Linked DNA regions of Homo sapiens: region 1 is linked to region 2. A link is an interaction called in ENCODE POLR2A ChIA-PET data of the cell type or tissue named here. Cell type or tissue: MCF 10A. All regions are shown on one strand. Links, peaks and the distances in the headings refer to the core of each region. The heading gives the core; the rest is flanking DNA.

What was found. Peaks named below come from ENCODE experiments on the same cell type or tissue, not always from the same donor. Only the 100,000 strongest peaks of a DNase experiment are listed, where the experiment ranks them.
Region 1: POLR2A ChIA-PET joins it to region 2 with 5 read pairs; 1 of 35 experiments calls an interaction of 5 or more read pairs at or near these places.

The regions. Positions count from the first base shown.
Region 1 is chr1:207,754,173-207,757,088 of GRCh38, reverse strand. CD46 (CD46 molecule) reads right to left here. Exons shown (of 13, transcript NM_172351.3): 2 at 1-75. Among named protein-coding and RNA genes, the nearest start is that of CD46, 3.6 kb to the right of the region's middle. In MCF 10A, for the core only: no CTCF peak of the experiment used is centred there; a DNase peak (open chromatin) is centred at 1,608.
Region 2 is chr1:207,003,481-207,006,396 of GRCh38, reverse strand. It overlaps the pseudogene TRP-TGG5-1. Among named protein-coding and RNA genes, the nearest start is that of C1orf116, 28 kb to the left of the region's middle. In MCF 10A, for the core only: a CTCF peak has its summit at 1,223 (motif pointing right); a DNase peak (open chromatin) is centred at 1,226.

The DNA.
Region 1 (2,916 bases), core at 323-2,822, 750 kb before region 2:
CACCAATCTCATAGTAGGGTTTTGGTTTACCAATGAGCTCCATAGCTTCAAATGTTGGTGGCTCCTCACAGGCATCTAGGGATAAGAGAATAGGAACATGAAGATGAAGTACTGATATCACTTTCATCAGCCATGGACTGTGGTCTGGCAGCAGGTAGTACAGAAAAAACAGAAAGGCCCTTGGCAAGATTTTAAATGACTGTTCCATGCTTTTACCTGAGTGCTCATAGCAGTGGAGGAAATGGGACTTGCATGTTTTAAGTAACATCCTATTAGCTTTTGGTTTGTTTGGGAATAAACATTCGACAATAAACTGAAGAGACAGCATTAATGTCTTTGATCTTAAAATATATATGGATGCATCTTTCCCCACATTTTTCTAAATTCATTTCAAAAGTAACTTCTCCTCTAAGAAGTCTTCTACAGTATAGAGTACTCTGCTCAGATTGTTCTTCCATAGTTTAAAACACTAACTTATAACAGCTTGTCACTTCAGGGTGTCTTCTCTTAAAAGGCAAGTTCCTGGGGGTCAAGAACCATGTTCTTCTTTTTCTACTATACTCACCTTGTGGGTGCACAAGAAATGCTGACACTGACAAACTCTATCTGCAAATAAGTATTCAAGAAATTGTCTGCTACCGTGCCTGGGAAAATCAAAACAACCCTAGTTTGGATTCATGTTGTGCTAAGTCAAACAAAAGGCTCAAGTTGCCCTAAAAGGACAGGTAATAACGTGAAAGTCTGAATTTATGATGGTGAGTGTTTACTCCTGATGAGTCTGTTGCTTTTCAGAATTACTCACCCTGTGATTTAATCCTCTTCCTTCTTTCTTGCCTCCTTTGCCCTACTCTGCCACACTGAATAGCTTGGCAGTCCAGTAGTGTCACATCTTGGTGCCTTTGCTCACCTTGCTTCCTCTGCTCTGAATACCCTTCCTCCCTGGCTGGTAGCTACAACTCCTGCTCAACTCATCTTCCTTAATCCACCCATCATCTCCTCCAGGAAGCATTTTCTGCCTCCCCCTGGGAAGCAGTGATCAGTCACCTTCCCCTGGACTCTCCCCTGCATGGATCTCTCAGGTAACTATCACATGCTTTTGTGTTTAATAGTTAACAAGGCCAACTCCATTCATCCATGTGGCCACAACACCCAGCACAATATGTCACTCAGAGTAGCTATTCAAAAAAAATTTGGTATTCAAAATCCACTGCTGTCAAACACAAAACAATGTGAAGAATATATTGTAATCAATTTCATATTGAAAATAATCATTCTACAGCACAATGGAGAAAGAAGATTAGGCCATTTCTTGTGCTGCCTATCTCCCAGTCTTCTGGTATCCTGGCAGGTGACCAGATATGGACTGCTCTCTTTGCATTGTAGTATGCCCAGTAAGGAAACTGAGACGCTACTGTGTAAGTGCTTACTGATCTTGGCTTCTTTCACTGGAAATAAGGAAAACACCTAAAATAGGCAGAAGAGACCACGCACAACAGGAGATTGCGGGTTTTGTCCAAAAAAGCAGCTCCTCTTCTGGAGGAATGAGACTGGCCTGAAATTTGATACATGTTTCCTTCAACTATCTGGAACCATTTGGCAACTACCTTTGAGAGGGCAGGTCTCCCATGCACAGCACTGTCTGCTTACGAAACCTTCTCCTTGTGAGAGTGAGTTGCTCCAAAAATTGAATGTTTATTTTAATTCACGTATTCTCTCTGCCTAGCATCGTGACTTCTCATTTTTACTTTCTCTAGGTTTCATACCTGTCTTGATTTACCCTTATGAACCTCAAACTTAACCTTGCTTTTCCTTCTCTTCATTCTTAGTTTTGTTATTTTCCATGTTGCACCCTATTCATTTCATAATTCTATGTTCCTCTATTTCAAATCGCTTTCATTATCTTCTTCAGCTTCCTATTTTGTTTCTTTTTTTGTTTGTTTGTGTGTGTATGTGTGTGTGTTTTGTTTTGTTTTGAGACAGGGTCTCTTGCTCTGTTATCCAAGCTGGAGTATGATCAGGGCTCACTGCAGCCTTGACCATGAGGGGCTCCAGTGATCCTCCCCCTTCAGTCTCCCAAGTAGCTAGGACCACAGGCATGCAACATCACACCTGGCTAATTTTTTTTTTTTTTTTTTACATGTTTTGTATAGGTGAGGTCTGCTTATGCTGTCCAGGCTGAACTTCTAGCACTAAGCCTATTCTAAACATTAATCTTAAAAGAAAAAAAAAAAAGTCCTTTTGTTTTCTTCTTATCACCACTACTCCCTACTCCCATTACCCTCCTTCAAAATGAACGTTTTAATGATCAGTGAGATGCAAGACTGAAGTACTGGAAGCCCTGCAGAGTCAACAAATAGGGGAGACAGATCCTTTCTGGCTCTCAGCTGCCACTGCCCTAGCTTTTTAGGTACCGCAGAAAGACCATCCTGAGCATAGCTCTTTAAAGAACCTTCCTCTTGGAGGCAGGAGGAACTTTTTCCTAGGCTCTAAGCCCCAGCCAAATAGTATATTTAATTTTCTGGTATTTAACAGATACAGAGGTAAACAAATCGGGCTTTTGGAACCACAAGTGCGACAAGACAGACAGGATCCCTGCATTCTGACAGGGTGAGACAAAGAACAGAAAAGGTCATTTTAAAAGGGTGATTACAAGTGAAGAGGGACTTGAACTGGGTTGTATGTGTTCAACCTGAGATGGGGGGGTCGCGAGGTGGGGTGATCAGAGAAGGTCTCTGAGGGTGTAACATTCCAGCTGAGTTTGCAGAAGAGCGAGACTGTTTCTGCAGCAGGTCAGGAGGAGAATGTTCCTGGGCTGAGGGAACAGCAAGCACAGATGCCCCAAAGTCTGTTTGATGAGCAGAGAAGCCTTCCCTCTCTCCAATCATTTGTTAAATGCTGTCAGATTTATATCTGAAA
Region 2 (2,916 bases), core at 215-2,714:
GAACTTCGTAGGTGAGCAACGAATTAATTGGAACTGATAAAGTCAGAGGGAGAAATGGCTGATGGCAAACACCCAGCACAGGCAACAGCTCAGGGAGCACATCTGGCCTGTCCTGGGTGGGGAAATGTCTGCCTGTCCTCTGTCCTCCTCCATCCCTGGGTCCACCTGCCCCTCACTGTCACCATCCTGCCACCTGATAGCAATCACCATCTCTTCCACAAGCCCAGAACTCCTGAGTAAAAAAACCACCTCCATAGTCACAATCTCATTTGGGTCTCAAAATGAAAAAGATACGGAAGATTAGATTTTAAATGTTATTTTACAGATGAGGAGACTGAGGTTCCTGGAGGCTAAGTGACTGACCGAAAGTCCCAGAGTGGTACTTCCAGGGCTAAAACCTAGCTGCCCTGACTTCCCGCCCAGGCTGCTTCCCCGGCTCTAACTGCATCTCCTGAGACTCTGCTTTGGATTCTCCTCTCCACGTGACTCCACACTGGACACTTTTCCTAGGATGGACCCTTCACTGCTCCTGACTTCATTGCTGGACTTGTTAGAGCAAAGCCCACCTCAACGTGCCCACCATCAGGCTTTTAGAGCTGGGCCCTGGAGGTGGGCATACTTACTTTAGCTCAGGAAAGTCTCTGTACCCAAATCCACCACCCTATGACTTCCCTGCTGCTGCAGTAACTTCCTAACTAGGATCCCTGCCAGCTGTACCTTGAAATATAGAGGAAAGGTTGCTGGATCTGGAGGCAAAACACTCAAGCATTAGTTCTGGTTTCTATCTAGATAAGTAACCCTGGGTGAGTTAATCAACTCTTTTAACTCCAGCTTCTTTATCGGCAAAACTGGGATAATAATACATACCATGCAGTGTAGTTGAGAAGATTAAACAAGCTGTCTTTTGGAAAGGACCTGCAAGGTGGACAACAAATGCTACTATTCTTTCCCTCCATTCTTCTATTCTTCCTCCCTCTTCGCTTCCCCTGCCTTCCTTTTCTTTCCTCTTTCTTACAGTTTATCCCACACAACACTCGCAGGCTGATCTTCCCTGAACTTTACTCACACCAGACTGCTCCCTTGGTCAGAAATCTGGAATGATTTCCCATTGCCAAGCCCAATGGCATCTCTCTTTTCCATGCAGGTCCTGTGGCTCCTGGCACCACCTCTCCTCCCCAGGCTTCCTCTCCTCCTAACTAGGAACGTGCATCGTCCAGTAGGTGGCGTACCCATACATACTGACTTGCTCCTTTCTGTTCTTGCTTCTGTCATCTCATCCTCCGGGAATGTCCTTTCCCACCTCTCTTTCCCTGGAGGCTTCCCTCACTGCTCCTTGGATCTCTCTCTTCTCTGATTTCCAATTTCACTCACTGTCCATATCAATTTCCTTGGCATGAAATCAGAGGAAACTATGTCTTCAGGTTGTTTCCTATGTGCCTATCTTCTTCAACTGTACGGCCTGTTCCTTGAAAACAAACAAAGGTCTTTTACCTCTTTGAGTTCCCCATCAGGCCAGGAGAGCTCAGTGGTGATGGGATGAGATCTGGACTCACACCTCTAGGCCTGGGTTCAAATCCCAGGTCTAGCGCTTATAACCTATGTGATTTGGGAAATCCTATGTTTTTCAGCTTTAAAAGAAATTATTTAGCCAGGCATGGTGGCTCACATCTGTAATGACAGCACTTTGGGGGGCCGAGGTGGGTGGGTCACTTGAGGCTAGGAATTTGAGACCAGCCTGGCTAACATGGTGAAACCCAGTCTCTACTGAAAATACAAAAATTAGCTGGGCATAGTGGCACACACCTGTAATCCCAGTTACTCGGGAGGCTGAGGCATGAGAATCACTTGAACCCAGGAGGCAGAGGTTACAGTGAGCTGAGATCGCGCCACTGCACTCCAGCCTGGGTGACAGAACAAGACTCTGTCTCAAAAGAAAAAAAAAGAAAGAAAGAAAGAAAAGAAATTATTTAACTTCTTTATCAGAAGTTTGCTTTGTTAACATATTTGTCCATTGAATAAATATTTGTTGATTACCTACTTGTGCCAGGCCTATGCTTTTCAACATATATGAGCTCATCTAATTCTCATAATCTAATGTGATAACTTTAGCCCTGGGACTCCAAACTCTAGCATCAAATTTGTGGAAATTAAATTAATTAAGTGTTCATATGGAAGTGCACCATGCTGGACACATTGTAGGTGCCCAGCAAGTCTTTGCTGAATCTGAGTGTTAGTTATTAAATTGAATCAAATTGACTCACTCATCCACAGTACTGAAGATATTATAGTGAATAAAACTACAAGCTGGGTACAGTGGCTCATGCCTGTAATTCCAGCACTTTGGGAGGCGAAGGTGGGCAGATCACGAGGTCAAGAGATAGAGACCATCCTGGCCAACATGGTGAAACCTCGTCTCTACTAAAAATACAAAAAATTAGCTGGGCGTTTTGGCACACACCTGTAGCCCCAGCTACTTGGGAGGCTGAGGGAGGAGAATCGCTTGAACCCGGGAGGCAGAGGTTGCATGAGCCGAGATCGCACCACTGCACTCCAGCCTGATGACAGAGCGAGACTCTGTCTCAAAAAAAAAAAAAGAACTACAAAATGCTTCTGTCCTCATAGAGCATTCAGTCCAGCAAATGAGACAGACAGTAACAACGGTAATTGTAAATTACACTTGTGATACATGCAATATAGGGAAAGCATGGTGTACTCTGAGAGCCCATGAGGGAACCTAATGCCGGCTACTGTGTCAGAGTAGATTTCTCTGCAGAAGATCCTGAGCTCAGATCTCGGGATCTGAATAACCTAAGTGGGAATAGAGAGGGGAAAGAGCTTAAGGAAGGGGACAATGGGAATGGCAGGCAGTGGAAACAGCAGGGTGCAAAAGTCCTGGGTGAGAGAACAGAGGGCCCT